Linked DNA regions of Homo sapiens: region 2 is linked to region 1. The links are chromatin loops, found by intact Hi-C in ENCODE. Cell type or tissue: chondrocyte. All regions are shown on one strand. Each heading gives the region's core, and the rest is flanking DNA. Links, peaks and the distances in the headings are about the cores only.

Region 1 (15,315 bases), core at 4,184-12,183:
TAACAGTTGGGAAAGAACACTTCTCTCACCCCAGCTCAATAATTTTCTGAACAGAGAAAAAAAAAAATGGTGAAAGATTTGGAAGGAGAGGTAACAACATCAGACACCATACAAAAATGACTCGCTCTTTACCAGTGATGACAGGAAGGGTGACATCAGCACGAATGAGAGATTTTTAAAGACCAAACAGGACTAGCTCATGTCTGAGGAACTACAGCAAAATAAGAGCTGTCAAGGCTTGGGAGTGGGGCCATGTAAAATAGCATTAAGAGCAGGAAGAGGTAGGCTGCAGAGGAGTTAACATGAGTCTCCAGGACCCCACAAGGGAAGAGAGGTGCCTAGGGAAGAGAGCCTGAGACACAGTGAATCCACTGCTTATGTTGTGGGGCAGGGAAAGAAGGAACACGCTGGGAGCAAACAAGTTTTCTTACTAGTGTTGTGGGTATGAAACTAAGGCCGAAGCTCAAGCACACAAGAAATGGGACTTCACTGCACATTGTATGCACTGTCAAAATATCACATGTACTCCATAAATATGAACAATTATTATGTATCAATTAAAAAGTAGCTTTATTGAGATATTTATATACAATAAATTCATTTGTTAAAAAAAGTAGGAATTTGCTTTGTTATTACAATTTATTTTTAAGCTCCATTCCACTGAGGTTCCCTTCTTTTTCTCAGAGTTAAAGAGGGCCAAGGCATTGGAATAGGGGTGGCAATCTGCTTTTCTGTTATTATCTACCAACACTGATATAAGCTCAGATGTCCTGTCACCTCTCATTCCCAGCTATAAACCCTATTCAGATTCTACTTGCCCAGCCACTTTCATACTTCTCTCTGGTGACTAGGAATTAATTCTGCACCTCCCACATCATGCTGGGCCATAGGAAACTGTGGCACTGTCCAAGGCCCTATGATGTCACAACAGGCTGGCCAAGGGAAACATATGACCAAGACACACAACCCAGTCATTTCTTCTCCCTGGTCTGGCTACTTCTCTGGGGCTCCAGAATGAAACAAATACAGTGACCCTGGTGAAATGAACTGTGTTCAACTCAATACTGGACGTCAGTGATTATAGCTAGGAAGGTGCATCTGTTTTAGGATGCCTTCAGATATAAGAGTATTAGTTATCTTCTGTAACATAACTAATTACCCCCAAAACTGAATGGCTTAAAACAATAGACATTTATTTTCACACATTTTCTGCAAGTCAGGAATTTAGGAGTGGCTTAGCTTGGTGGTGCTGGCTCAGATTCCCTCGTGGGGTTGCAGCCAAGATGTCAGCTGGGGCCACAGTTATTAGAGAGCTTGTCTGGAGTTGGAGAACTTGCTTCCAAGATGGCACATTCACATACCTGGCAAGTTATTGCTGGCTGTTGGCAGAAGTCCTCAGTTCCTTACCACATGGACCTCTTCATAGGGCTGTTTGAGTGCCCTCATGACACAGCAGCTGACTTCCTCCAGAGTCAGTGATACAATAGAGAAAGCAAGGAGGAAGACACAATGCCTTTGTGTCCTAATCCCAGAAGTCACTCACTGTCACTTCTGCCATATTCTCTATGCTTTACAAAAAAATCACTAAGACAAGCCCACACTTAAGTGTAGGGGAAAATTAGGCTCCACTTTTTTAAAGGAGGAACATGAAAAAAATGTGTATTCATATTTTAAAACCACCACAATAAGAGGACAAAATAAATGTGTTTGAAACATGAGGATGTATGGACTCACCTAACTAGAATCCAGAAATAGAGCAAATTTCAGGATGTTGATTGACCTAATGGCTTGTTGAAGTCATCAAGGAACCAGGATCTTTCTGATTCTTTGCTCTTTTATCCAAAGGATCATCTTGAAGCTGACTCTCCTCATGGTCACAGGAAGGCTGCCAACAGCACTGAGGGTGATGTACTTCCTTGTTCATATCTAGCCAGAGAAAGGATGAACTCCTTTATCATACAACAGAACTCCCCTGTGGTCGGGGAGAATCATGTGCTAATTGGCTTAGACCTGGTCTATCTGTGCATTGGCACAGTGGCAAGGGGGTAGAACTATCTGACTGGCTTAGACTTGGACCTTGGGGTTGCTCATTCCCTCCCAAATCACAGAGTTTACACAAAGAGTGAGGGAGAATGTGGACATTGAGGAAGAATACAATGTTCACCACAAAAATAGCTAGGCGAACAAGCTGCTGATTCTAGGAGAACTAACACTAATAGCCACGGCTCAACCCCCTGAAGTTGTGGAGAAACTGGACATAACCACTCCCACTCATCTTCCCCCTCAATCCCACTCAAGGCCCAGACAGCCCACCAAGTGGAGATGCAGCTGGACCAACAAGCTTCTCGCTGGGGAGGCAAATAGTGTGTGAATATATCAGTCACCTTAGGTTCTATCACTTGAATCAGCTGAGATCCCAAGAGCTCACACTCAAGGGATTGGAACTTAGATTGGAAGGGAGACAGGGTAAAGGAATGGGAAAGTGGAAAGGGGAGGGGGATGTTGACTAGCACAGGCCTTTCTAAGCAACTCCCCAGCTTTCCCACAAGCCCCACACACAGCCTCCCTCTCTAATTGTATCATGGCCATGATGGGATGGCCCAATTCACATGGGCCCTATGCCTCAAAGCATCAGGTACATACAGAAAAGAGGCTTACTATGTTGGGCCCTGTATTAGTTTCCTAGGCTGCTGTAATAAAGTGCCACAAACTGAGTATAGCTTATTGTCCCGAGAATTTATTGTCCCACGGTTCTAGAGGCTAGGAGGATGAAATCAAGGTGTTGAGGGGGTGGTGTTTCCTCTGAGACCCTGGTAGAATACTTCCTGGCCTCTTCTTAGCTTCCGGTGGTGGTCAGCAATCCTTGGCATTACTTAGTTTGCACCCGCATCACTCCAATCTCTGCCTCTGTCATCATATGACATTCTCCCTATGCATCCCCGTCTTTGCATGGTGTTTTTCTTTTCTTATAAGGACACGAGTCATATTGGATTACGGCCACCTTAATGATTTAATCTTAACTTTATTATATCTGCAAAGACTCTATTGCCAAATAAAGTCACATTCTCCAATACCCGGGGTTGGAACTAAAATACATCTTTTGTGGCGATGCAATGTAACCCACAACAGACCCCTTTCATTAGTTCTTCCTCCAGTGCTTTTGGTAATAGCTGCTAAGCAACTGCAGTTCTTTCCTTTAAAGAATAGTCTGTATTTCCCAGTCTAATCATCCTTCATGGATTTGGAAGGTAAAGCCAGGGGGATGTCCTATCTGCTGGTCCTTCAAGAATATAATGCACTGGCTCACCAATGGATGCAAGATTGGTGATTTCTCTGTTAAATTAGCCTGTGTACGGAGTGCTCAGCCTGCTTAATGCCTTCCTGAACCAGGGAGATGTACTGAAGCAGCATTTAGGTTCTGGCCATACAAACCTAACCTCTCTCTCCTCTCAGGGCCTTAGTTTCCTCATCTGTAAACTCTAGAGAGGCTTCTAGTATCTAACAGTGACTGTAAAGTGGCCACACCTGGCCCAAATCAGATACACATCGAAATTCACGCAGCCATTAGGCGGGTGTCCCTTGACAAGACCTGCAGGAAGGCTCATTAGAGCTATTAAAGCATCCCCCTGGAGACAGTGTGTATTTTACTATGCAGATTCCAAATTTAGATAATAAAGAAGCTAATGCTCTTCTCTTCCCAGGAGCCAGTGCTTTGTGTTCATACAGAACGTCTGGACACCCACGAAGACATCCCTTGACACACACATAAGTAATCATGAAGGATGAGAGTGAGCAGGGCAAAATGTCAGAATTACAGGAGACCTGGGGTTGTTCACTCTGCAGTCACTCAGCAACCAGGTTCTCTTGGCTTCAGTTTGGCAACTGCACAAGTACTAAACAGCTTTCCCTACAGAAGGAAGAAAAAGAATCTCTGGCCCAGCAGGACTGAACCAACACAGCTACACAGGCCTGCGAGAGTCAGCAGGGCCATCCAAGGACTATATCCAAAGGCCATGGGGTCCTTTGGGCAGCCATATTGAATCCAGCAACAGCAATGGGCTCATTCAGTAAGGTCCTGCTGAGGGCTGGGGCCAAGAGCACAGGACCAAGCTCTCTAAGGAAGAAGCCCGGGAGTCCCAGGCAGGCTGATTCACACCAGAGCAGGGCTTCCAGCCAAGCCTGGAACCTCCACACACAGCAAAGAACCTGATGGGTAAATGTTAATTGAATGAAGGAGACAGATAGAACTCAGAGGTAGCGGTGGAGGAGATGGGGAGAAAGGGAGAAAAAGAAGCAGAAGAGGAAAAAGAAGGGGAAGGGGAAGGAGAAGCAGAAGGAGGAGGACAAGGATGAGGAAGAGGAAGGGGAAGGAGATGGGAAGGGGAAAGGAGAGGAGGAGCCCAGTGATAAGGGGCAAGCCCTATGGCAGGGGCCAAGATCCTTTGCCTTGGTGGGCTCTGGAGACGCAAGGCTCCCACCGGCATGTGAAATGTCAAGCCCCTGATTAGCAATTCCAGACGCACCCACCGGTGGGCCACGGTCTCCAGTGGTCTCCTTGCCCCTGGTTCAGGTGGGCTCAGAATCCAGGTAGGGCTGGAGGACAGCAACAGACCCTGCACTGTGCATGTGTCAACCTTTTCCTCAGGGTCCTCTAGAAAAGGCACTCCTGCCTCACCCTCCCTCCAACCAATCTTTCCCACAACCTCTTGGAACCAAATGAACACATCTGTTGGTAAAAGGCAATGTAGTAAGAGAACAAGATCTGGACCCAGGTGGTTGGGCTTGAGCCCTGGCCCTGCCATTCACCAGCTTTTCATCACTGGACAAATGACACAACCAACCTAAGTCACTATTTCTTCATTTGTAAAATGGAGAAAATGATAATATCTGCTTCCCAGGGTTGTTGTGAAGAATAAATGAGATTATGTAAGTAGTGTGAACTGGTGTGTGTGTGTGTGTGTGTGTGTGTGTGTGTAATGCTTATTGTGCTTATTGTGTGTCAGGCACTATGTTAGTCATTACACTTACATACGATGCATATATATATGTATGTATGTATCTCATTACTCTTATACAGAAATGAGTAGGGCTTCTGGGTGACGTGAGTATTGTCTACACGACAGAACCCAAAGTCAATCTTAACGCCTCTTAATTTGGCAGTTAAAATTCCATGCAGCCCCCAGTGGCAATGCTTCCACATCTTGAAACTGAAAACTCAGATTGCAAGTGGCCTCTTTTTCCAGGTCAAAGGAGGCAGCTTCTCTTAATAACCATCCTGGAAAAACACCACATCTGAGAAAAGGTGCCCTCACTGCCTCATTCACTTGTCCCCAACTAATGAGAGTTTCCTGCTTTTGCCCTGGGAGACTGATTATTGCCCTCCTCCTCACTGGGAGGTTGTGGGCAGGGAACATGCCAGTCAGGGAGGCCTCTGCTTGCACCCTCTCTACTCCCCAGTGAAACAGAAGGGGATGTCAAAGGAGCACTTCCCCTTGCAGAGCTTGGACTGCTCCAGGAACGTGCTGCTCAGAGGCCTGTCTTGGCCTCCTTATTGACTGAGGAAAGCAACATCTGTTGGCACAAAACAAAAGCTCTTAACTGTCTTGTTAAAGCCAGAGCTCCTCAACCAGCATCCACTGGGTAATTTTTCTGGGTTAATAGTTGGGCCACAGAGCTGAGAGACAGGGAGGGGTAATAGCCCTTGTTGCCTCTTAAAGCCATCTATACGTCTTGCGTTTGCCATGAACCCATTCCAGCTTTTCCCAGGTTTTGTTCCCCAGGCTTCCCATAGATGGCCTAGGTCAGAGTTTTTTTAATCTCTATTGCATCACAATCACCTGGGGAACTTTGGTAAAACATGAAGACTGAGCTCCACCTGGACTAACTGAACCAGAATCACTCGGGTATGGAACTCAGGGAACCTGTGCTTCTTAAAAACTCATGGAGTAATTCTGATGCACAGTGAGGGTGGTGAACCACAGTTCCAGACAGTTTTCCATAGGTTTGCTGGGCCTTTCTGTAAGCAAGTGGCTGCTGCTTAGAAAACTGTTCCCACCCCATACCCTATGCACAAGCACACACACACACACGCACACACACTGTCTCTCAAGTATCAGGGCTGTAGTGTGGTATAACTGAGTCATGGGCATGAGCCCCTTTCCCAACCTGCCCACCAGGTAAGCTCAGGTCACGAGAGCAATAACTACCACATGTGCAGGTCTTCACTGCTTACCAAGCTTTCTTCAGAGATATGAGTGCCTTTAATCTTCTCAGCTGCCTGGGGAATAGTGATTATATTACCATTCTACCAAGGAGAAACTTGAGGCCTGTGGTAGGCAGAATAATGACACCAAAGATATTCACATCCTAATTCTCAGAACTTGGTGGTTCTGAAAATTAATATAAACCCTTTGAAAAACATTTTGTGTAAAAGCCTTTGATCCAGTGACTCCACATCCAGGAGCCTATCCCAAGGAAAAACTTACAAACATAAAAATCCTTACGAGCAAAAGTATTTATCATAGAGTTATTTATATTTAAAAATTAAAATGATTTACATTTCCAAAATTATGGGAAGGCTTAGGTAAAATATGGTATAGTCACTCAACTATGTAGTCAGTAAAAATGTTCGCTGTGTATATTAATATAGACTATATTTAGTATAATTTAGCACATTTTATATAATTTAGAATATATTTAGACACAATATTTAATTGAAATACCAGGATCTCAAGTTGTATATACAGTATAACTATGTAAAAACTATTTTTTAAATGGAAGGAAATGTTTATTATGTTTCTCTTCTATTGTCTGAACTGTATTTTCAATTCTTTATGAGTATACTTTATAAATGAGTATTACAGTTCACCCCCTGCAAAGAAGTCCACATCCTGATCCCCAGACCTTATGAACATGTTACCTTATGTGGCAAAGGGACTTTGCAGATGGAATTAAGTTAAAATGGGGAGAGTATCCTGGACTATCCAAATGGGCCCAGTGTAATTACAAGGGCCCTTTTAAAAGAAAGACCGGAGGCTCAGAGTCAGAAAAGGAGAGGTGGTGATAGAAGCAGAAATCAGGGTAATGTGTCCAGGAGCCAAGGAATGCAAGCAATCTCTAAAAGTTGGAAATGGGCTGGGCACAGTGGCTTGTGCCTGTAATCCCAGCTGAGGCGGGAGGATTGCTTGAGGCCAGGAGTTTGAGGCCAGCCTGGGCAACACAGCAAGACCCTATCTCCACGAAAAATAAAAAACAAAATTAGCCAGATATAGTGGCGTGTGCCTATAGTCCTAGCTACATAGGAGGCTGAGGCAGGAGAAGTGCTTGAGCCCAGGAGTTCAAGGTTGCAGTGAGCTATATTGCACCACCGCACTCTGGCCCAGGCAACAGGGGGAGACCCTGTCTCAAAACAAAACAAAGTTGGAAAAGACAAAGAGCGGGTTCTCCCCTAGAGCCCCCAGAAGGAACACAGCGTTCGATTTTAGCCCCAACAAGACCCATTTCAGACTTTGACGTCTAGAACTGTAAGCTAATAAACTTCAGTTGTTTTAAGCCATGACATTTATGGTAGTTTGTTACAACAGCAATAGGAAACTAATATAAGACCCGAGGAGGTAAAGTCCAAAGTACCTGTAGGAGCTGAGACCAGTTCTCGTTTCCCTCCTACTGTAGACTCAGGTACCCCAAAGCCCAGAGCTGCCCCTTAAGAGGAGAAGAGACAGCTCCACTGTGTGCATGCACCCCTCTAGGGCTGTGGACTGGTTGAACCTATGGCAGTCCCAGCTGTTGAGCCTTCCCGCCTTCCCCTTTTCCTCTAGAGTCTCCTTCCTAGGGATTACAGTGTGGTGTACAGATAAGAGCAGAGGAACTGACTTGAATATAAGAGCATTTTCCTTTGGAACACTCCACTCCCCAGCCATCAAGGTTTTTATAGCAAACACCATCCATAGCAACAAGATCAAAAATTCTAAACAGGCAAAAGCTAACAATAAATATCTAAAACCATTATGTGTTGAATGACAGTGGTTAGAACAAACAAAAAATTAAACTAAAACCAGAAGGTGAGTTCTACCACTTTTTAAAGTGCCTGCAATCGCAAATACCCATCATCCAGGGGGAGAATTGGGGTTCTTTGGCTTTTGGTTTTTAAGGTGGAGAGAACATTGGCAGAACCTGTTAGGAAATGAATTCCTTTACATTGTTGGTTCTCCAGACCAGCAGTATCAGCACCATCTGAGAACATTATTAAAATGCACATTCTCAGGCTCCACCCAACACCTACTGAAAGAGGAGCTCTGGGGTGGAGCCCAGCCATCTGCTCTAACAAGCCCTCCAGGTGACACTCATGCGCACCAGTTTGAGAACCACCGTCCTACAGGAAATCCAAATGCTGCTAAAAAGTTTGCCTGTCTGCTATCAAACCGAAAACATAACAGTTTCCCAGTATGTAGGTGAACGGCTAGAGTTTGGGGCCAGACTGGCATAAAAAAAAAAAAAAAAAAAAAAAAAAAAAACCTCCGAGTTTGGGGCCGGATTGGCAAGAAAACCGAAGTAAAATACTGACGGGGAAGGGCCTCTTTACAACTTTTTTCTTATGGATGTGTGATATAAATAGTATGCTTGCTGTGCAAACACATCCCCAACCCCTCCTTCCAACCCCATTGCTGCCCCTTACCCTCGCCTACAAAAAAACTCCGTATCCTTCCGTTCCTCAGTCCGGACTCCAGCTTTTTTCCTGGTCTCTCTCAAGTCATCCAAACCTCCTCCCAACCGCCACAAAGCTGCCCACCTACTATGCAAATCTAAACCCTTCCCATTCCCTCCCTTCACACAGTCTTAAAAGTTCCCTCCACAACGAAATTTCGTGTCAGAACTGTCTACTGGAACCCTTGGAAGCAAATAAACCGCCTTCCTCTAGCCTGAGAAACGTTCATCTGTCTCCTCTCCACTCTTGGGACAGCACCAAGAAGCTGGTTCCCGTAGCTTAGGGTTCGCTCGGCTCGGACTAGCCCCGGCTGCTGGGCGAAGCGGAGACTGTTGGAAGACTGTAGTCTGGAAGGTTTAGACTGAGCTGGAGGGACACCATGTGGCCATACCCAGTATGACACCTCAGGCCCGGAGGCTTCTGTTGTTTCTGTGGTGGTGTTTTTGTAAAGACCGTGAAACATGATGTTTAGGGTATTTTTGAGAATTAAAAAAGAGCAAAAGTTCACTCACAATTATGCTAACAAGATTATTGTTATTTCTGTTTCTTTTATTAAACATTTTCTGACAATTACAACAACACCCCCACCCCAAGGAGCACACCTTTCTTTTCAATGGAAATCTGATCATCAGCATTTTCCATGTTCATTCAAGTTTTTTGCAATCATTCTCTTCAGCGATAGATAACAGTAGACCCTCGATACATGCTGGTGCAATGAAATGGAATGAAGGAGCATTCAATTGTAGAGGGATGCTCAAGGTATAGAGGAACAGGGAAGTGAACCATTAATTCCGCCTGGACAGTCAGGGAAGATTTCTGAGAGATGTCATTCGGCTGAGGTGATTGAAGGAGAATCAGGTTATAGGATTGAAGGAGGATCCATTAAAAAGGTGTTTATTCTAGCACAGCTGAACACAATAAAGCCTGAACCAGGACAGAGCCCTGGGATCGGGTGGAGGGAAGGGGTGCAACAGAAATCTCTGGGGAGCAAGTTAAAACACAGATTCCCATGCTTTGCCCAGAGACCCAGATCTTGTAGGTCTAAGGAGGGGCCCAAGAATCTGAATATTTAGCAAGACCTCCCCACAGGGTGCTGCTGTTGCAGGTAATCCTCATGCCCACCACTGTTATTAAGCCCACAATCATCCTCGCCCCCCTCCTTCTTACTGCCTCTGTGGCCTCTGCCTGGAAAGTTCTTCCCATTCTGCTCTCGCTTGGCAAATGCCTTCTCCTTCAAGACCCGGCAGTGCAAATGTTCATAGGTAAACCCTTTCCGAGTGCTTGCTTTGTGCTTTGCACCACATTATTACTTTATAAAGAAACACTATTTAATTCTTAAAAAAAAAGAAAAAAGAAAAAAAACTCTACAGAGTAGGTCTCCTAATAAACCCCATTTTACAGACGAGGAAACTGAGGCAAAGCGCACTTGACTAACTGGCCCATTACCCATACTGCTGAGATGTATGTTTTCTTTCTTTCTTTTTTTTTTTTTTTTTTTTTGAGAAGGGGTCTCACTGTCGCCCAGGCTGAAGTTCAGTGGTTCGATCATAGTTCACTGCAGTCTTGAACTTCTGGGTTCAAGTGATTCTCTCACCTCAGCCTCCCAAGTAGCTGGGACTACAGATGCATACCACCACAGCAAACTAATTTTTTTATTTTGTGTAGAAACAGGATTTCACTGTTTCCCAAGCCGGCCTCAAACTCCTGGCTTCAAGCAATGCTTATGCCGTAGCGTCCAAAATGCTAGGATTACAGGTGTGAGCCACCACGCCCAGCCTGGGATGTATGTTTTCTATGTCGCCCGACAAGAGTACTCACAGCAGGAGGCTGAAGCTATGGTTGTCTCTGTGGCCCTGGAGCCTAGGGCAGTGCCGACAATGTAGTTGCCTTGTAAATATATGTCAAATAAATTTAAAAAATAAATACTGCCTCCTTCCATCGTGACCCTCAGCCAGTGCCTAGGCAACAAATCTGCCCTCTCCCTCTGCTCTCTTCCTCCTCTCCTTGACCCCCACTGCTTCCTCCTCCTCCTCTCTCCTTCCTCCACAAGGCTGCCTCCTCCTCATCTCCTTCCCCCCACCACCTCCTCCCCCCCACCACCTCCTCCCCCCCACCACCTCCTCCTCCTCTCCTTTCCCTCCACTCTCTCTTCCCACACTTCTCCTCCCACTCTCCTTCCCCCACCACCACCTCCTCCTCTTTCTCCCAACCACCACCTCCTTCCCCTCCTCCCTGCCCCCGCGCCCCGCTCTCCTTCCAAGGGGCCTGGGACCCCTTTCCTCCTGTTCTGTCACCTGGAAGTACTCAGCAGCCCCTGAGGCCAGCCCTAGCCTGCTATTGACTAAGGGACAGGAGTACCAAGGAATGCACTGTTCCTGTTTGTTGAGCCTTTTTATTTGGCAAAGCATGGAGAGAGCTCTCTCAGCTTCCAGACTTGCCTCCTCAAAGCCTCCTCTTTGCTGAGGCTCCCGCCAAGCCTCTCCCTCACAGCTGCTCTCCGCCTTCCTCTCTCCCTCCGGGTCCATTTCTGGATCCCTCCTTCCTTTCTGCTCCCCGCCCTACGTTCTTCCCACCCCTCCCCTGTCCCCTTGGCCTCCCTCCCACTTTCTCTCCGGGTTTCCCTGCCTCTTTTCTTCTCTCCTTCCCCTTTCCTCCCGCTCCTCTGTCCTCCCCGCAGCACCTTTGCTTTGGCTCTTTAGCTTTGGCTGGTCTCTCCCCGCATCTCCACCAGCCCGGCCTATCCTCTCCCTAGTTACGCGCTGCTCCGTCCCGGCCTCCGCACACTCCCCAGGGAGGCCCTTGGCCGCCCGGCCGCCTCCTCCCCGCGTCAGGGCCTCCCGCCCTGGAGGCCCGCGCCGGGCCCCTTGCTCCTGCGAGTGCTCATTACGGCCGCTCACCTCACACCCCGGTCCGCCCCCTCCCTCCTAGGGCGGCCTCCGCGGCAGCCCCCGCAGCTCTGCCCACGCCGACCCCGCCCCCCAGCACCACCACCACGGGCTCCGGCAGTCGGAAAAAAAAAAGAAAATCACCGCGTCCCCGAGCGGAGACCGAGGCACTGCCCGCCCCAGCTGCTGCCCACGTCACAGTGCAGGCGGACCGGAGCCCCAGCGGCAGAGCAGCCTGCGCCCCGCGGGCCCCGCCGAAGAGTAGCGGCCCGGGGCGGGGGCTGGAGCGCGGGCGCCACGAGTCCCAGCACTGCCCGCCGCGCTGCCGGCGCCCCAGGCTGGAGGAGGATGCCGGACCCGCAGGGAATTCATTCCTGTCCCAGCCCTGGCCGCCCTTCTGACGGAGGAGCGGCGGGCAAAACCCGCTGCCCCCCGAGCAGAAGCTGAGGGGAGACGCTAGGCAGCCTCGGGGCGACGGCGGCCAGTGGGCGCCGAGCGAGGAGCACGAAGAACCGGCTGCGGCCGGGCGAGGCGGCGGGAAGCGTTCGGAGCCGCTGCCGAAGCTTCCAGCAGAGCCCTCGAAGTCGTTCCGTTCCTTTCTTCTGTAAACACCTAATTGCAAGCCCCCGTGGGCCAGGCATGGGGTACCAGAGATCAGTAAAGCGGAGTCTCTGCCCTCGGGACCCCGTGTGGCGAATACAGTGTGGTAAATGAAATCACAAATCGTGGGAAATTGTGAAAGGAATCACGTTCTGTACACACACGCGACAAACAGCTCAACACATTTCACATATATTTCAGTCCTCATCTGTTCAGAAGCTACTATTAAAAGCTACTATTATCCCACCTCACAGAGGAGGAAACCGAGGCTCAGTTGTGTAACTTCTTGCTCAGAGTCACACAGCTAATAGTAATACGGAAGCGGGGATTCTTAAACTGCCTGATTGACTCCAAAATGGACTTTACTGCTTTCTACTGATAAAAGGTACCATGGATGCTAAACTCTGTTAGGGGGTGAGACCCCAGTGGTTTCTGAGGGATGAATAGGAGTTCCTTCTGTAGCCAAAGAACTCTAGGTCAAGGGATGGTGTGTGCAATCTCCTTTGATTTGCTGTAATTTTTTTCTTTTAATGAACTTTTTTTAAATCTGAAATAATTTCTGATGAAGTAGTTTAGATAATGTTCAATTCAAAATTTTTCTGAGGATCCCAACATGAATGGGTTTTAAAAAAATATATCAAATATCGGCTGGGCGTAGTGGCTCACGCCTGTATACAAGCGCTTTGGGAGGCCGAGGCGGGTGGATCACTTGAGGCCAGGAGGTCAAGACCAGCCTGGTCAACATGGTGAAACCCAGTCTTTACTAAAAATACAAAAATTAGCCAGGCGTGGTGGCGCATGCCTGTAATCCTATCTACTCGGGAGGCTGAGGCAGGAGAATCGCCTGAACCCAAGAGGCAGAGATTGTGGTGAGCCGAGATGGCGCCACTGTACTCCAGCCTGGGCGACAGAGTGAGAAAAATATAGAGAGAGATCAAATATCAAATTAATACTTAACAGTAATACTAAAGTCAACTTTAAAAGGGGGGAAAAGAATCACCCACAATGCCACCATCCTACCCTGGCCTTTTTTTTTTTCCTTAAAGACAGGGTCTTGCCCTGTCACCCAGGCTGGAATACAGTGGCCCAGCCCAGTCAGAGCTCACTGCAGCCTCTACCTCCTGGGCTCAAGCATGTGCCACCACACCTAGCCTTTTTTTTTTTTTTTTTTTGGTTGGTTGGTTTGTGTGTTTTAAACAGGGTCTCCCTATATTGCCCAGGCTGGTCTCAAACTTCTGGGCTCAAGCAATCCTCTTGCCTTGGCCTTCCAAAGCGCTGGAATTACAGGTATGAGCCACTTTACCTGGCCTACCCTGGCTTTTTAAATCACCATATATTTCCTCCCAGTTCTTGTAAGTAAATGCACAGGCACTTAACCTGGGTGATGTGGAAAGCAGTCCCATTAGTGTGCTCCATCAGTGTGACCAAGTGAATATTAAGAGGGTTCGATGGGATTTACAAATGTTCTCTCAGTAGCTGTTTTTTCATCAGTAAAATTTCTCTATCTGAATCACTATTTCTATGTAGCAAAAACAATTTAATATCTCTATAAAGGTCATTGATTTCTTGCTTACAAAGTAAGCACGTCCTTGTAAGCAAAGTCCTTGCTTACAAAGAAGACACACCCAGTGTATGTGCACCTGCTTAATTTTCATGGAGGAGACTGCATTCTTAACTGGTGCCCAAGGCCCAGGTCTCCTTCCCAAATGAGTCTCTTGCTCCCCAAAGTCTCCACTCATGTCAAACAGCCATGCCTAGTGTTCTTGGAACATATCAACTACGCTCCCATCTTCAGGACTTTGCTCTTATCCTTCTCCTTCCTCCAGGGCCTTTTCTTTCTGCTTGCCTCATATTTTTTTCAGCCCGCATTCATTAGAATCCAAATAAAGTCCCAATTTGTCAGTAAAGTTTTTTAGCATCCCCAGGGATTTTTCCTGCCTCTGAGCCCCTCCAGTTCTTGCTATCAACACCACTCATTGCTTTATGTTGTTGCATCATTTACAGACATGCTCTGTCTTCTAGATTTGAAGATCTTAAAGGCAAGGACCATGTCTGATTTCTCCTCCTCTATCTTCTGCTCATAGCAGACACTTTGCAAGTGTGGTTGATTATAATGATGCTGGTCATAAGTGATACAAAACACTAGAATTTCTAGCCATAAGAAAAGAGCATAGATTCAGAAGTTAAACTGAGCCAGATTCAAATCCTACTGCCTCCATTTACTAATGATGTGACCTTGGGAACCTCTCAGAATTCCTCTGAACCTCAAGTTTCTCATCTATAAAATGGGAACAATGGGTGGGGCATGGTGGCTCTTGCCTGTAATCCCAGCACTTTGGGAGGCTGAGGTGAGCAGATCACATGAGGTCCCGAGTTCTAGACCAGCCTGGCCAACATGGTGAAACCCCGTTTCTACTAAAAATACAAAAAATTAGCAGGGTGTGGTGGTGGGCACCTGTAATCCCAGCTACTCGGGAAGCTGAGGCAGGAGAATGGCTTGAACCCGGGAGGTGGAGCCGAGAGCACACCACTGCATTTCAGCCTGGGTAAGAGTGAGACTCTGTCTCAAATAGATAAATAAATAATAATGGAAACAATGATAGGATTATTGGAAGGCTCTAATGAAGTAATGCTTATTACAGTGTAAAAAGTGCTTAGTATATCATACACACTGAATAGTTGGTACTATTTTTTACTACTATTAATAAAAATGAAAAAAAGATTGACTAGAGTTTGCTAATCATTTTAAAGAGCATTTGTTTAATAAAAGTCTGTCAAACATGATGAAATTATCTGTCAAAGAATTTCACATTAAAGATCAGTGACAAATAAGTAGTTCTGGGGACTTCGCACTTGAGTGAAATTCCATAGCTCTGAGATTTTGCTAGCCAGTGCCAATGTCTGTGACCCTTGCTCAAAGTTACCAAAGTATGCTAATTTTAACAGTCATTACTTTGTTTCCAGAATTTGAAATGACACTCAGAGCTAACTCAGTCTTCTAGAACGCTGGAGCTGGGAGTCACTCTAGGGACAGCCCTTGTTCTGTAAACAAGGGAGCAACAGCCCTGACAGAGCCAACTGGCAGGTAAGTGGCAGAGCTGGAATTTTGAACTTCAATATCCTAAC
Region 2 (15,315 bases), core at 4,578-12,577, 480 kb before region 1:
TCAGGTTCCCTCTCCAGCTGTCCCAGCTGTTCCCTCGCCCCATCCCACAATTCAGCCACTTCCACTTCTGGGGAAAAAAAAAAAGTTTTCTTTGCTGTAGTCAGTTTCTGCTTCCTTTTTGAACTCCTGTCCTCTTTTGATAAACATAAAAATCACATACCCTTCTTTCATGCCACTTGAAATTTCAAAGTTAATTTGAATTTGTGATTAAAAGCACATCAAAGCAATGGTAATATCAAATATTCTTTTAAGAATCCCATACCCTGGAGATGTCTGTCTGCTCTGGGTTGGCAGTGCCTTGCCCAACCTGAATCCAGCCCATCACTTGTCTCCTGCTGCTGCTTTCAAGCAAGGCAATGGCTGGTTCCCAGCCCTTCATGTGCTTGAAGGCTGGATGGAATCTTCTGTCTCTCCCAGACCAGGGATCTCCTTTGCTCACGGACCCGGTCTTCATGCTGGCCATGTTTGCTAGAAACCTCCCATATCTGTTGCCAGGAGAAGGCATACAACTCAGCGGGCCTCAAGAGATGGGCAGAAGGAAACTGTCCCTCCCAACAACAGTGTCAGATGGGCAGAACCCAAGGTCAGCCAATTAATCCTAGCTGGCTCTTGGGAGGAAACTGCGGACCTACATTGGGCAGAAACCTGCCAGTGTGCCACTTCTTTGCATGGCAGAGCTGAGCTAGGGCCCTGGGTCTTCTGACTCCCACAGAAGACCACATCCTCCCGCACAGGCAGTCTCATCGCTTTGTCCAGCATGCACTTCTTCCTGCTTGTCTGCACTATCTGTGGGCATGGTGGCCCATAGCCAGACCATCCTGGTTTGTTCCTTTGCTGGGAATGAATGTCCTCCGCTACCCCACCCACTTTGCTTAGCTCCAGACTTCCAAAGTCAGCGTTACTACCACTGTTTCCAGAAACTCCTCCATGGTTCTGCCCCTAGCACCGCCCCAGCTGGATTAGGAGGTTGGCCTCAGTGCTCCCACGCACCCTGGCTCCTCCTTATCCTGCTGTGTTTTACCTGGTTATTGACTGACTAAATTACAGTGAGTAGTTTAGGTCAGACTAGCCAAGGTGACCAGTGTGACAGGAACATGATCCTGGTCATCTCCAGACCCCAACAACAACTAACCCAGTGTGCCGCTCATCGTAGTCATTCTGTCAATTTTGTTGACAAAAGAATAGTCATGATCTCCCAGGGAGGTAGATGTGGTCACCATCTCCACTTCATAGATGAGGCAGCTAAGTCTCAGAGGGTCTAAAAAAGAAAAAAGGGACAGGCTCAAGGCCACATAGCCAGGAAGTGCTAGGACAGGAATTCAAATCCAGGCCCGCTGGCCCTGGACCTTGTATCTCCTCTACTCTCCCACTCCTGGAAGCCTGGGAGGCATCAACTTGGGCACCTCCTCTCTGGTTCTCTCCTGACAGCCAGCCCACCCCATTGCTTCTTAGGGAGGGCAGACCAGAGCCAGGACAGCCGCCACATGCACTAAAATGGCAGGTCCAACGTAGGTGAGCCTCCCTGGTCCTTTCTTGGGTGCAGGTGATGGCTGGGGTCCTGCATCTACTTTGTTGGGGGCAGCAGGCAGGCTTGGCCAGGAAGGGTTTCCCAGGCTGGTGTTCAGGCTTCCAGCTGGGCACCACTCAGCTAGCTGCCACTGGCCCGGGCTGGAGTTTGACCCCCACTTCTCCAGGCCTGGGCCTGAGACTCAAGTGACCCCCAGTGCCCCTAGATAGAAAGAGTCCTGACCAGGCGCCCCCAGCTCATTGAGCGCTTAGTATGTGCCAGAGCTATTTTAAGTACTTCACCATAAATTAATCAGTGCCATATGATGGTGGTATGGACCATTACCAATGTCACCTGATGTAACAGGGAGGCAGACCCAGCGAAGTTAAGGAATTTGTCCAGAGTTACAGAGGTGCGATTTGACTGTTTGGTTTCAGCGTCTACACCCTTTACCATTAAACAGGCTGCTTGCCTCTGGTACACCATGGGTCTCTGATTCCAAACAACTTATTTGAATTTTGTCCTTATCCCTTTTCTCCATTCCCTCTGGAGAGAGAGAGATGTTGGGCAGCAGGACCAGTGAAGTAGGAGACAAAAAGGGAACTTCAGAGAAGGGTGTGTCTGTGTCCTAGCCTCAAGCTTTGCCTGGAGCTTTGCCTGGGGTTTCAGTAAGAAGGAGAGATGGGTTGCATAGAGGCTTTCTGGCTTCTGTTGGGTGAGAGGTAATTGAACAGTTGGCAGCCATGCTTTAGGTCACCTTGTGAGAGGGAGGCAGCTTCCTATTCTCTCTGAAATAGGGAGAAATTGGCATGCCTGTGTGAGTGTGCATGTATGTGCATGTGTATGTCTGCACATCTTTATACATGTATATGCAAGTACTCTGTTCATGTATGCACACATACGTTTGTGTACATGTGTATCGTGTTACATACATATAACACATGTGTTTGTGTGCATGCCTTGCATGCATATCCATGTGTTCATATTCATGCATACAAGTGTGTGTGTGCATGTGTGCACACATGTATGTGTTAATGCATCCATGTGAGCACTGTGTTTGTGTGTGTATTGTGTGTCTGTGTGTGAGTGTGCTTGTGGGTGGATGCGGACCTGTGTGTGCGCACTTACGCAGTAGTGTGCATGCATAAGCAGCATATACAGGCACATGGGCACGTGGGCTTGTGTGTGCTTGTGTGAACAGTGGTGTTTCAGTCCCCACTAACAATGGGTTGAGCCTCTTTCACCACCCACTGCTACCTGGAGCCACCTTCAAAATCCTGATGAATGACAAATAATTGCACAACTGTGAATCATTGTTATTTTTAATTGTTGGTAAGAAAGTCAATGTAGTGATGAAATAGAAACAGAGCTCCCCAGATTGCTTGCCACCAGCTGCTGGGTCCTTCCCCACCCCCTGCAGAACCCCCATTATCCCTTGGCCCAGAGTCTGCCTAATCATTGTTTAATGTTTCAAAGATTCTGTCCTACACAAGAGATACTCATTCCAGGCTGTAAAACTACCAACAGCTTTGCATGCAGCTGGAATAATTGCAAAAGTTAAAAAAAAAAAAACAACAAAAAAAACAGAGGAAAAGAATGGTCCAACAGTATTGTGCTTTATGGAGCTTAAAGAATCCCATGTAGCTAATCAAATTACAACCAAGACTCAGGCAGCTTAAAGGTGTTTACACAGCCAAGCACATGGGCTGTCAGCCCGTTCAGCCAAAGGCTCTTTGCCACTGCCTGCCTCTATGGCTTTGACCAGTGCAACTAGGCTGGCTCACCCTCAAGACTGGCAGCAAATACCTGGCAACCTTGGGGTGCACACCACCCAGTACCACCTGAGTCCTGGGTTCTCCTATTGTTGCTCCTTGCTGCCTGAGGTTGCCTCTGCCTGCCACATCCTATACCAGGCCTGAGAGTTCCTCTTGGGCATGGCCACTGCTACATCTCCTCTGGTGGTGTCCAGCAGCACTTTCCCAAGCTCTTACTGTAATGACTTATATGACTCTTGAGTTTCTGGCTACTCTGAGTATTGAATGCCCATCTCTCCCTGTTGATTCAAGCCCTGACCCCAGGCCTGGGCCCTGCTTTGGCCACTTTCTATGGAAGTAAAGTTTCTCTCATAGATATAGATATAGATATAGATGATATAGATATAGATGATATAGATATCTGACAGATTCAACTGATTCAACTGTGTCCATTTCTGAACCTACCTCTCAGCTGCCATGCATGATTCTATGCCAGGGCACCCAGGCCAGGGGCACGTAGGGGCTAAAATAAAGTCTGTGCTGTCTATTTGCTAAATTATGCATCCTGGTGTGAGTCTGTCTCCAAAGTGCCTTTTCTAACTGCATAGTCCAGAGAAGGCACCTTTTGGCCAAGTACATCAAGATGCTGTGTGCTAGCAGCGTGGCCAGTCCTGACCTCTGCAGAGACTCTGCAGAGACTCTGCAGAGAAGTATTGTTTCTTCCCAGTGGGTGGCCTTGACTTAACAGCAGTGCAGCAGCCTGGGATGACTTCCCTGTACCTGCTGGCCAGCAACCCCAGCTTTCCCCAACCTTCTCTGCATTGGTCCTGCGTTTGGCCTGCCTCTGTTTCCTGTCAACTTGCTGTTCTCTGATGGAATGGAATCTTGCTCTGATGCCTGCCTCATCCCCTTAGCTGGGCCCCAGCTTCCCAGCTAGCCCTGGTCAATCCTCTTCCTTGAGGGGCTAGACTCTGTTCCCTGTACACCAAACTGGGGCTCTGCTTCCACGGTTCGATCCACCTGGCTTCCTACATCATGGGGGCTGGGACTTCCCACCGATAAGCTCCTCCTGAAATGAGCATCCTTAGTGATGCCTAAGTATATCAGCTCTTGAGTCACCCGCCTCTTTGTGGACCAGCCCCAGGGCTCAATCCATTTCTCCAGCTCTAGTCCTGCATGTTGCCAGCCTCTTCTCTGCTCTCACCGGCCTCTCTGCTGAGGTCCCAACATGCTGCACCGCTGAAGCTGCCTGAGCCTGGCAGTGGTGTGGGTAGCTCATCACTCCTCTTGTCCCCTTTACTCGATACAGGAAACTGTCTTAGAGAATCAGGAACTCCCCAGCATGCTACCCTGCTGACGAAGGACAGCACCTGGGAGGGCAAAGGACCTTCCTTCTTTTTGCTCATGAGCTCCCTGTAGCAATCTACAGCAAGAGGGCTCTGTACCATTTTGCTTTACGGACTAGCCAAGGTGACCAGTTTTTGATAAATGAAGCTGGCAGGAATCAAATACAAAAAAAAAAGGCCTTCTTCCCCTGGTCAGCTGTGTGATCATCTGTCAACAGGGAAAGTCCCCAAACTGGAGCTGAGTGTTGGGAGTAAATCAGGAGGGGTTTCTCCTGCCCTCTGAGGGGCCCTGTTGCCAGCCACTGGGATCAAGCTGTCCCTAGAAAGGGCCAGGGAACATTACTTAGGGCCACAGTGCAGCCAGCAGGAAAGGTCTCCTTGTTCATTCTTGGCACCCAGCCTATCTTTCTCAGCAGCTTGAAAAGACAAAATCAGGTGCAGACAATAGTTACAGCTGAACACAGGGCACTCCTTGTATGCCAGGGTCCTCCTTCTGCTTTCCTGAATAGTTAAAACAGTTAAAAACTCAACAAATCAAATGCTCCCTACTGACATTAAATCTTTGGAGTATGGAATAACTTCTGGTGGAATTGATTTCCTGAAAGGCTGCCCCAAACCATGCAGTGACCCAAGTGGCCTCCAGTAGCTTCAGAGTCTCAGTGCTCGGCAAAAAGTGGAGCATGCGGATGAGAGTTAAGTGCTGTAGCCACCCCAGCTGCTGCCCATATCTGTCCTGCATAATTATCTTTCGGAAGATGAGCACCTCCTTGTTGGATGGTGAGGGCGGGAGGTGGTGCTAGAGACAGCACTAGGAGTTGGGGAAGCTGGTGCAAATGACTGGGTCTGAGGGTCCCACAGCAGGTATGGGCTCCCCTGTGCTGCATAGCAACAGAAATCTGCTCTCTCCCGTGGTGACTGGGAAGCCAGTTTTGGTGAGGGAGGTTTGTTTGTTCTGTTTTTTTTTTTCTTCTTTCAAAAATGAGAGTCCTAATCGACTCTCAGGAGACCTAAATTGGGAAACCAATTCAATTTTTTTCAGGAACTGTCTCTCCTCTCTGCTCAAGCCCACAGGGACTTGCACCCCTTCTGCTCTTACAGTCATGCATTCATTTAACAAATTGAGTACCAGGCCCAAGGCTCTGCAAGAGGGAGGCAGCAGGGAACCAGATGTTGTTCCTGCCGTCAGAGAATGATAGCAGGCAAGTAGACAGGTGTTCCAGCCCTCATTTGGCACAGATGCAGACTGTGCCCAGGTTATGGTTGATTTTAGGAGCTCATGTCCCAAGAGCTTATGGCATAAGTAGAATTTTAGGGAGGAGACGTAAAGGCAGCCTGCAGCAGGGTGTTCTAGTTAGGCCTGGTCTTGGGGTGGCTGCCATGAGAGAAATCCTGATAATCATATTGACACAAAGATTCTTACTGCACTTGTATTTTTTATGTTAAAGTTTGCATGGTTTCTTTTCCTTCTTTCTTTTTTTTTTTTTTTTTTTTTTTTTTGAGACAGGATCTTGCTTTGTTGCCCAGGCTAGAGTGCAGTGGCATGATCTCAGCTCACTGCAACCTCTGCCTCCTGGGTTCAAGCAATTCTCATGCCTCAGCCTCCTGAGTAGCTGGGATTACAGGCGTGCGCTACCATGCCTGGCTAATTTTTGTATTTTTAGTAGAGACAAGGTTTCGCCATGTTGGCCAGGCTGGTCTTGAACTCCTGACCTCAAGTGATCCACCCACCTTGGCCTCCCAGAGTGCTGAGATTACAGGCGTGAGCCACCATGCCTGGCCACTTTGCATGGTTTCTAATAAAGGATTGAAACAGAAAAAAAGCACAAAACAAAGAAATGTCTGACTAGTGAGCAGGAAGGGTTTTTACCAGCAACCACTAACAGAAGGCTAGTTTTTCTGGATGGCCCCATGGCTGACTCTGACCCCTTCTGTGCTGCTAGAGTAGAGACTTGATTTGTAGCCAACCAAAGAGGGCATGGCCTGCGTGCAGAGATATGTGATTCTCTTTGTGTTTTCCATCGCCGGTGCCCATACTGTGACTTCCAGTGGCCTTCTCCAGTGGCTCAGGTGGTTCTCCACTGAGCACCTGACCTACAACTAGGGTAGTGACCTGGTTCACTGTGTAGGTCCCTCCCACTCTAATGGGCTTCCCTTAAGGGGCATTGGGCAGTTTGGGGCAGGCAGCCCTAAAAACTAATCCAACATCCTCATTTGACTGGAGAGAAAACTGCGATCCAGAGAAGTTAAGTGAGTTTCCCAACATCACACACCTAATTCATGGCAATGCCTAGAGACCAACCCTGGTCCAGTGCTTTGCTAGCTGGACTCATTCATTCAACAGACATTCACAGAGTGCATTCTCAAGTGTCAGCCATCACGCTCAGCACACCAATCCAAAGACCGATGAGAAAGTGTTTCTGTCCCCAGCGAGCTGGCAGCCGAGTGCAGATGATAACACTCAAATAAGCAAAGCACACAAAGCAAAGTGCTGAGTGCCATGAGCCACAGGTGAAGGGAAACTGTGCTGGAGAAGCCCAGAGGAGAGATCTCAGTCACTCTGGGAGGGCTTCCTGGAAAAGCTGGCATTTGAACTGGGCCTTGGTGATTGAATGGATTTGGGTAAATGGAGATGATGATGGAAAAAGACAGAACCTGCCTTTGTTTTTGAATCGTCTTAATTAGGGAAGGAATCAACATGATAATTTATTAGGTACCTGCTGTGTTCCAAGCACTGTGCCAGGCATATTTACACATGGCTTCTTTAATTTTTTCAGTATTTCTCCCCATCTCATAGATGAGGAAACTGAGATTCAGCAGTAACTTAATCCTAAATAGAGACAACTTCTTTGATTCCTTCTTCTCTCTTTCCTACAAAGCCTCACCCGATGCTGTATGCCCCATGAGGGCTCAGTGAATGACTCTGAGGACTGAAGGGAAACAGAGACAGAAACATGGGGATAGAAGAGTTTTCAAAGTCATAGGGGAAGGCAGCACTCCTCTTCCTTAAACAATGCATGGCTGAGCACAGAGCCATTTAGTAGTTCTATCATCAGAATACATGTCTTCCTCGCAGGTATATACACCCCGCCTTCAGGCTGGTATATTAACCTAAGTGAATACAGACAAGAGCTATTTGTTTTAGCTAAGCATCTTTCATGTGTTAGCTCATTTTTCCCTAAGGACATTCATAGGAGATACATCTTAGTATTATTAATACCATGTTCATTTCACAGATGAGAACGCTGAGGCTCAGAGAAGCTGCAGGTTACACAGCTGGGAATGGCAGACCCAGCATTTGAGCCCTAGTTGGATCCAGCTGCAGAGACTGAGTCCTTAACCTTGTTCTATGCTCAGGGGTCCTAAACTCAGTTGCCTAACAAGGCTAGACAGTGTGAATATGGGATGTGGGCCGATGCAAGGCAATAAGGAGTGGTGGAAACTGGTGAACAAAAGAATGAGCCCAAGCCCTCCTGAGAGGGGCAGCCAGCACTGTCTCCAGCCTATTGCTGGCCTGCAGGACTGGCAAGTTTTCTCAAGTTGGAGATTCACACTTTTATGCTTGGTGGGCTGAACAAGACACATGGGCAGGTCAGATATGGCCCTAGTCTGTCTGTCTGCAGCTTCTGCCATATTGACTCCCACTTTGAGAAGCAGAAGCTTCTCTTGAAATGCTTTTTATCTCAGGCATCCCTGTTGAAAACCCCCTCTTGCACTCTTTCCTCCTTTCTCTCCGTCTCTCTCATAATTACTTGTTCTTCACTTCTCAGAAAGTAGCCACTCCAGATAGGCTGAATTAGCCACTCCTCTGTGCAACTTTCCTTCACTGTGTGCACAATTTGAGGGCATCATCGTTGGCTATATGGTTTAGTTCCACTGATTCAGGGAGGCCCCTTCTGAGCTGAGCAGCCGTTTCAGAAAGGCGCATGGTTTTGCAATGGTGGTGTGGATTCTGTCCCTGGGTTGTAGACTCAGATGCCATCCTGGGTGAGTCACTTCCCTGAATCTTGAGACATTGGAAGGAACTTGAATCAGGTTCCCTGGTCCAAGTCAGGAGTAGGAATAGATGTGGCCAGTGCCTGAGAAAGCCGACCAGGCTGCAGAGGAGTCACATAGAGGAAGGGTCACTTAGGACAGCTTGTCAGTCAGGTGGGGCTCATCTCAGCAGGACTCTGCCCAGGAGCAAGGGCTGGGGGAGGGGATGGGGCAGGGCTCAGTCCTATTCATGGGTTGGCTCAGGGTTTGGGCTGCTATCATTTTGAGGTGCCATGGCTCGCCACGCTGCCCTAGCTTCCCTAATTCCCTTCCCCTGTGTGGCTTCCTCTTCCTGCACTGCCTGTGACCTGCTACCCTGGGGGATGGTTGTGGAGTATGTCTGTGGTGGCTGTGGTTGGTGTGGTGGCGGCTGCCATCTGGGAGTAAATAACCACAGCACGTCAGAGCTGAACAAAACTCAGGAATAGATCTTGGGCCCCGTGCTTCTCTCATCCAGGGAAAGGAATGTGAGTTGGAGCTTTACAAAAGCAAATCTTTAAACCTTTCCTCACCTGATGAATTTGATGGGGTGACAGAAATGAATTAGAAATTAAGTAGGGGCTCAGAGTTTACATGAGCTCCATGCCAAATGGAAATTAAAAAGAGTGTCTCCAACAGGGTTAATGGTGAAGGTCAGGTTCCCAGCATCCTTGGCAGGGTGTCCCGACCCTGGTCTCGGGAGGAAATTGACTGAAGGATCCTGCTGATGAGATCAGGAGGTGCAGAGCGGGTTCTCCATCAGACAGTGGGAAGGAATTAACTTGTCACCAAATGACATTCAGTGATACAACAGAAAATTCCAGCAATGCAGGGACGATTTTAATGCCAGGCTACCCAGTGGTAGCACTGACTCTCCACATTTCCCTAAGGAGCTTAGACATTGAAGAAAGGAATGTGTCTGCATTGGACGAGGCCTCTGGCTAATTCACAGGCCCACTTCCTCTGGACTGTGTCTGCGAGCTTGTCTGTGTTGTCAAATTTCATTTGGCTTAAAAATAAGAACTAATGCAGAGAATCAAAGAAAACAAAGTTGTTTGCTGAGTGTTCCTGACCAGGGCTGCTCAAGCATGAGGCTGAAGTGATTTTATTTTCTCCGAAAAGAACATTCAAGGTTGCTGTTTAATCTTTCTGGAGTGAGTTCCCACAGTCTTAGGTGCCCAGCTGCTGCCCTCTAGACCTGTGTACTCCATATTCCTATGACATGTGAGTCCAACAGTGGAGAGCGTTGCTGCTTGCTGAATTCCTGAATTCTACGTGGCAGGAAAAACAAATCCCACCCTCCTGCTTTGCAAATGAGATGGGTGGATGGATGCATGGATGCATGGGTGGGAAGACGCATAGGTGTGGGTGGGAGATAGATTCTGTCTTTTCTGTTCTATGTTTTAGGGTTTTTATGCCCACTTTAGATGAAGGGATTGAGAACCATAGGAGCTGAGTCACCAAAGTTCTCACTGCAAGATGGTGGCCAAGCTAGGGTTTGTGCCCACATTTCCCAGCTCCAGGTTCAATATGGCTCTCCTCTCCTTTCTCATATTTCCCACTAGACTCTTTTTGTTTTTACTTATGTATTTCTTTAACTGCCTTGTACCTAGAGACAGACTCACATGAACTTGGAGGACCTACTTATTATACAAGTAGGTGGCTACAAGGACACGTTATTTTCTCATTCGGCAACTATTTATTGATCACTGTGTGGGCAGAATTCTAAGTCATCCCCCACCCTTCCCAGCCCTGATTCCTGGGAAGTGGTGTATATTCACTTCGCCGAGTTATTCAAGCAAATACTAATCTGAGTCCTGCTGTGAGGGGAATTGGCTGACGTAATTAAGGTCCCCAATCGGTTGGTTGGGCCTGACATAATCACATGAACCTTCTGAAAGCAGAGTGTTCTCTAGCTGATGGCAGAAGGGGAAGTCACAGAGATGTACTCTGGTGGCCTGAGAAGAGACCCATGCTGTGAACTGTCCATGCGGCAAGGAGATTGGGCAGCCTCTTGTTGCCAAGAGCATTCCCCAGATGACAGCCAGCAGGAAAGCAGGGACCTCAGTCCTACAACTGCGAGGAAACGAATTGTGCCAACAACGAGTCAATCTCAAAGAGGACCCTAAGCCCCAGTTGAGAACTACAGTGCTGGCCAACACCTTGATTTCAGCCCAATGAAACCCTGAGCAGAGAATCCAGGCTCATTGTACCTGGACTTCTGACCTATAGAAACTATGAGATAATAAATTTGTGTTGTTTCAAGCTGCTCAGTTTACAGTATTTTGTTATGCATCAATAGAAAATGAATCCATCACTAACCGTGTGCAAGGCCAGTGTGCTGTACACTGGGAATATGAGATTGACCCAGTCCCTGCTCTTACAGAGCTCCCAGCGTAGTGTGGGAGACAGACAAGAAACAAATGAAATTATTACAGGCCATAATAAATGCCTTAAAAGACATAAAAAGAATGATATGAAATAAATCTAATGTGGGGTGGGGAGCATGCTTCAGGTTAGATGATTGGAGAAGGCCCCTCTGAGCTTTAAAGGATGGAAGGAGAGAGCCATGTGAAGAGCATGGAAAAGTGTTCCAGGCAGAGGGAACAGCACATGCAAAGGCCCTGAGGCAGGAGGTAACATGGTCTCAGAGCCACAAGAAGTCCAGTGTGGCTGGAGGGTGGTAAGGAAGCGGGAGGATGGCTTGAGATGGTATTGAAGAATTAGGCAGTGGCCTTGTCATGTGGGACTTTTTAGAATATTACTTTCAGTGCAATACACAATGCTGATGAGCTTTCAACAAACAAAAGTATGCAAATGGGCATTTTTGAAGCTCTCTCTGGCTACTGTGTAATGAATAATTTGGGAATGGGTAAGAGTAGCCACAGGAAAATCATCTGGGAGGCTGTTGCGATGCTTCAGGCAAGACATGATAATTGTCTAGGCTGTAATGGCTGTAGGGAGAGAAAAGTGGGTACATCCGAGATCTATTTGGACTTGCTGATGAATGTAGGGGATGAAGGAAAGGAAGGAATGGAAGATGCAGCTCAGGTTTCTAGCTTGAGTGACGGGGTGAAGGACAGTGCAGTTTGCAAGATGGGCCAGACAGAATTAGAGGAAGAACAGGTTTGGTGAGTAAGATCCAGTGTGAAGTCCTGAATGTGCCAAATGTGACCTGCCTGTGAAACAGCTGAGGGACGATCTTTAGGGGGCATTTGGATAGATGGGCACTGCTGAACAGAGCGGATACCCAGGCTCTCGGAAGAGGTCAGGACAGGCTGAGCCTGGCTTGGCTGCACAGCTAGCTCCACAGTCATCCTCTTGAAGAATGGTGAAATACCCTAGTTATAACACAGCAAGGCTTCAAAGAACCAGGGCCTGGACCCCTGGAGTAGTCAACTTCCCAGACTCCCTCTGCTCCATGCTGGGGCCCCGGGTGCAGCCACAGACCCAGAGTGGAGGCTTCTGGGAAGGAGTGGCTCTGATATAAGCTGACACCTCAGTGAGTTACTTCAATTGTTCTGGGCTAGTGGTACGGTGCATTAAGCACCAAATTATATAAACCTGAAATTGCAGTCTAATGTTGTTAAGGGGCCTGAGGGAGCTGGAGAAGAATGAACGTGAATAAGGAATCGTCCGTAGGATGATCAAATCCCTGATTAAAATCACCTCCCCAGATCAAATGGCCTCCAGAGAAAGTAGAGAGTGCCTCTGAGTCCTAATGGGGCATCTGCACCTCCAGAGGGATGTTTGGCCAGACTATTGCTTCCCCTCCAGGGCCACTCAGTGCAGAAGAGCTTCCCACCGGGGTCCTCAGGCATGCACAGCAGCCAGCTAAACAGGGCCTGAGCTACACGGTGCAGGGCTTGTCCCAGCTTCTCTAGCTTCTCCTTGGAGAGGCTGTTCCCCCAGAAGCAGACTCTGAGACACAGATTCAACTGCATGCAGTTTATTCAGGAAGTTCAAGATATGCCAGTGGGGTAGGGAGATAAGACAAGGAAGGGAGACCACCAATAAGAGCTGCCAGGCACCACTGTGGGAAGATCTTAATCCTTTTGGGATACTCTGGGAAATAGGTGTAAAATTCATGCCTTAGAATGATCCCCCTTGAGAGAGGAGGGAGCTGGGGTATTTATCCACTAGCTCCCTTCCATCATTGGTTGAGAGTTGCTTTCTGGGGGTGTTAATTTCTAGCACTTCAGCCTTCCACATGCTGGGGCAGAGCAGCCTTCTGTGCATTTGAATGAAGCCCATGGACAAAAGTTCTGATAATTAAATGTGGTGAGATAGGAGTAAGGAGGATGGTTAGCAGGGAGCACTTTGAAGAAAGGAGGCTCCAAGGATATCAGTTGGGCATCAACAGCATCTGCTACAAGGTCCATGCACATATGTTTTGACACTTTTAAAAACTGCATTTCTAAAAGCCTTGGGATATTGACTGTGTCCAAATCTACACAGGCCAACTGCAAGGCATGCTGGAACCTCTGCAGGTCATGCAGAGACCAGGGTTAGACCTTGTTAAGCAAGACTGTGGTTTGAGCACCTCCTGTCCACAGTGCTTAGAACCTGGGGCTCCATTTAGTTTTGTGACTGTGCAGAGTAGGGCCATCTGATGATGGACAGAGCACCTGTGTGAAGCGGTGGCTTGGGTTATATAAGACTCAGTCAGGCTGGGGTAGGGATCGGGGATCCAAAGCTTCAGCAGTTTTGAAGCATAGTCCAAACCAGGTCTGGGGGACCAAGGGTAAGGTTCCATCTCTGGGAAACACTTTGGCAAATTCTAGTAGGGGTCTAGTAGGGCCCTAGCTAACAAGGGTTTCAGGTCAGACCAGAGAATGCAAACCTTAAATTGCAGTGGAGCCACACGTATAAGGCCTAGGTACACTTTGGGGAAGTGGGATGGAAGCATGGTTGGCAACGGTGTTGAAGGCACTCCCTTGGCACCCCACATACCAGCTGGAGCCACGTTACTATAGTGGATGCTCTTGGTGTCCCATCCAGATCCGTTTTGCTGGCCAGTTCACCTATCCCCAGGTGCTATGAGTGTTGGTGGCCAGAAGCTCCAAGCCCTACCTTTTTTGAAATTTCTGTTTCCAGGGATGCCTCACCCCAAAATGCCCGGGATATGAGGTCCCATTCCCCAATATGGCCCAGAACCAGTGGCTGACCGATATGGGTGTCTAAAAATTCCAGCCTTGCCTCGGATGGGACAACTCTGAGATGCGCTTTATGCCCCAGGGCTCCCTGTGGGGTCAGAGCGAGGCTAGACTTGAATGGTGCAGCTGTTTGCTCAGCCTCTTCCCCTGCCCTGACTTGCTTCCCTCACTTGCTGGCCAGGATTCCTCAAGGGCCCTTCCTCGGCAAAGTGTTTATTTAAGAATCAGGAATCTCCATCTCATGCTCCACCTTGAGAGAGCATCTCTAATATTGTCCCATGCCAAGATAATGTGAGCAGTTCCAGGCTGAGCAGGTGAGAGATTTGCTGTAGAAGGATGGCCGTCTGCCCCAGTTGGCCTTTCAGTGCCAAAACAGGCACTGTTCTGAGCAGACCAAGAAGATGGGTCACCCTATGTATCAGCATCTCAATCAGGATGCATTGAGCTCCCGTGGAGCCCAGAGCTGTACTAGATTCTGTGGGAGCCTAAAAGAAGCAGGAGAACATGTCTTTCATGAAATTCAAGGCTTATAATAAGCAAGGGCTTATTTCTGCAAACCTTGCCCTCTGTCCTGGGGATTTCAGTTCTAGTATATTCAGATCACTCCTCGTGTGTAGACAGCGGGAAAAAAATGTTGTCCAGGCTGGAAGGCAGTGGTGACCACAGCTCACTGCAACCTAGATCTCCTGGGCTCAAGTGGTCCTCTCACCTTAACCTCCCGAGTAGCTGGGATTGCAGGCATGCACCACCACACCCAGCTAATTTATTTTTGTTTATTTAGAAACAGGGTCTTGCTGTGTTGCCCAGGATGATCTCTAACTTCTGGGCTCAAGTGATCCTCCCTCCTCAGCTTCCCAAAGTGCTGGGATTACAGGCATGAGCCACTGCACCCAGCCTCCACTAAGTTCTATGAACCTGCCAAGGGCTGTGGCACCCAGGAGGCATTGACAGAGTCAAGCCAGGACCCCACTGTCTCTAACATGTCCTAGCAGGAGGCTGTCTTGGAGGGTGCCAGTGTATAGTTCCCTATGTATACTGGGGAGGGCTTGAGAGATGTTGTCTCAGTGACAGCTAACAGCTTGGGTTAAGTAAGGGTCACCCAGGCCTTTTCACTTGAAGCACCAAGGGCTGCTGCATTTCTGGAGACGCAGTAAGACAGGAGACAGGAGCCACCAGTTCTGAGCCATAAAATTAGACAGCCATCGTTCAACTAAAATTCCAGACCCAGGGGAAAATGCCTCTTAGTGTGCATATTATCTGCAGCAAAGCAAAGCAGACTTTCAGGTGTGTCATTGAAAACTGCAGGGGTGAGAAATCTTGAGAAAGTTTTAGCAAGCAAAGGATGGTAAATGGAAATTAATTATACAGTGCCCCTGATTGCTCATTTAAGACATGTAAAAATACCACCGATGTGCCCTTTAATTCATTTGCTGTCTTTATTATTTGAGTATAATGAACATAAAAATGTGTTAGGGCTTTTCCTAGGTTTGCTTCTGAACTCACTTCCCTTCCCCCCAATATTCCACACAATCTTCAATCCC

Evidence for each region. Peaks named below come from ENCODE experiments on the same cell type or tissue, not always from the same donor. Only the 100,000 strongest peaks of a DNase experiment are listed, where the experiment ranks them.
Region 2: a loop joins it to region 1, with 2.8 times the contacts of the local background. A loop is called at or near these places in 2 of 110 quality-filtered maps.

The regions. Positions count from the first base shown.
Region 1 is chr11:10,927,670-10,942,984 of GRCh38, reverse strand. LOC107984309 (a long non-coding RNA gene) reads left to right here and starts at 11,888. Exons shown (of 3, transcript XR_007062590.1): 1 at 11,888-12,574; 2 at 15,154-15,274. LOC105379882 (a long non-coding RNA gene) reads right to left here and starts at 11,471. Exons shown (of 4, transcript XR_001748122.2): 1 at 11,385-11,471; 2 at 10,523-10,591; 3 at 8,675-9,538; 4 at 621-1,926. RefSeq lists silencers at 6,136-6,324, 11,443-11,582, 11,843-11,922. In chondrocyte, for the core only: CTCF peaks have their summits at 8,874, 9,080 and 11,988; DNase peaks (open chromatin) are centred at 9,034, 11,511 and 11,789.
Region 2 is chr11:11,410,386-11,425,700 of GRCh38, reverse strand. The region is part of intron 3 of GALNT18 (polypeptide N-acetylgalactosaminyltransferase 18); the gene reads left to right. Among named protein-coding and RNA genes, the nearest start is that of CSNK2A3, 65 kb to the right of the region's middle. In chondrocyte, for the core only: no CTCF peak of the experiment used is centred there; no DNase peak of the experiment used is centred there.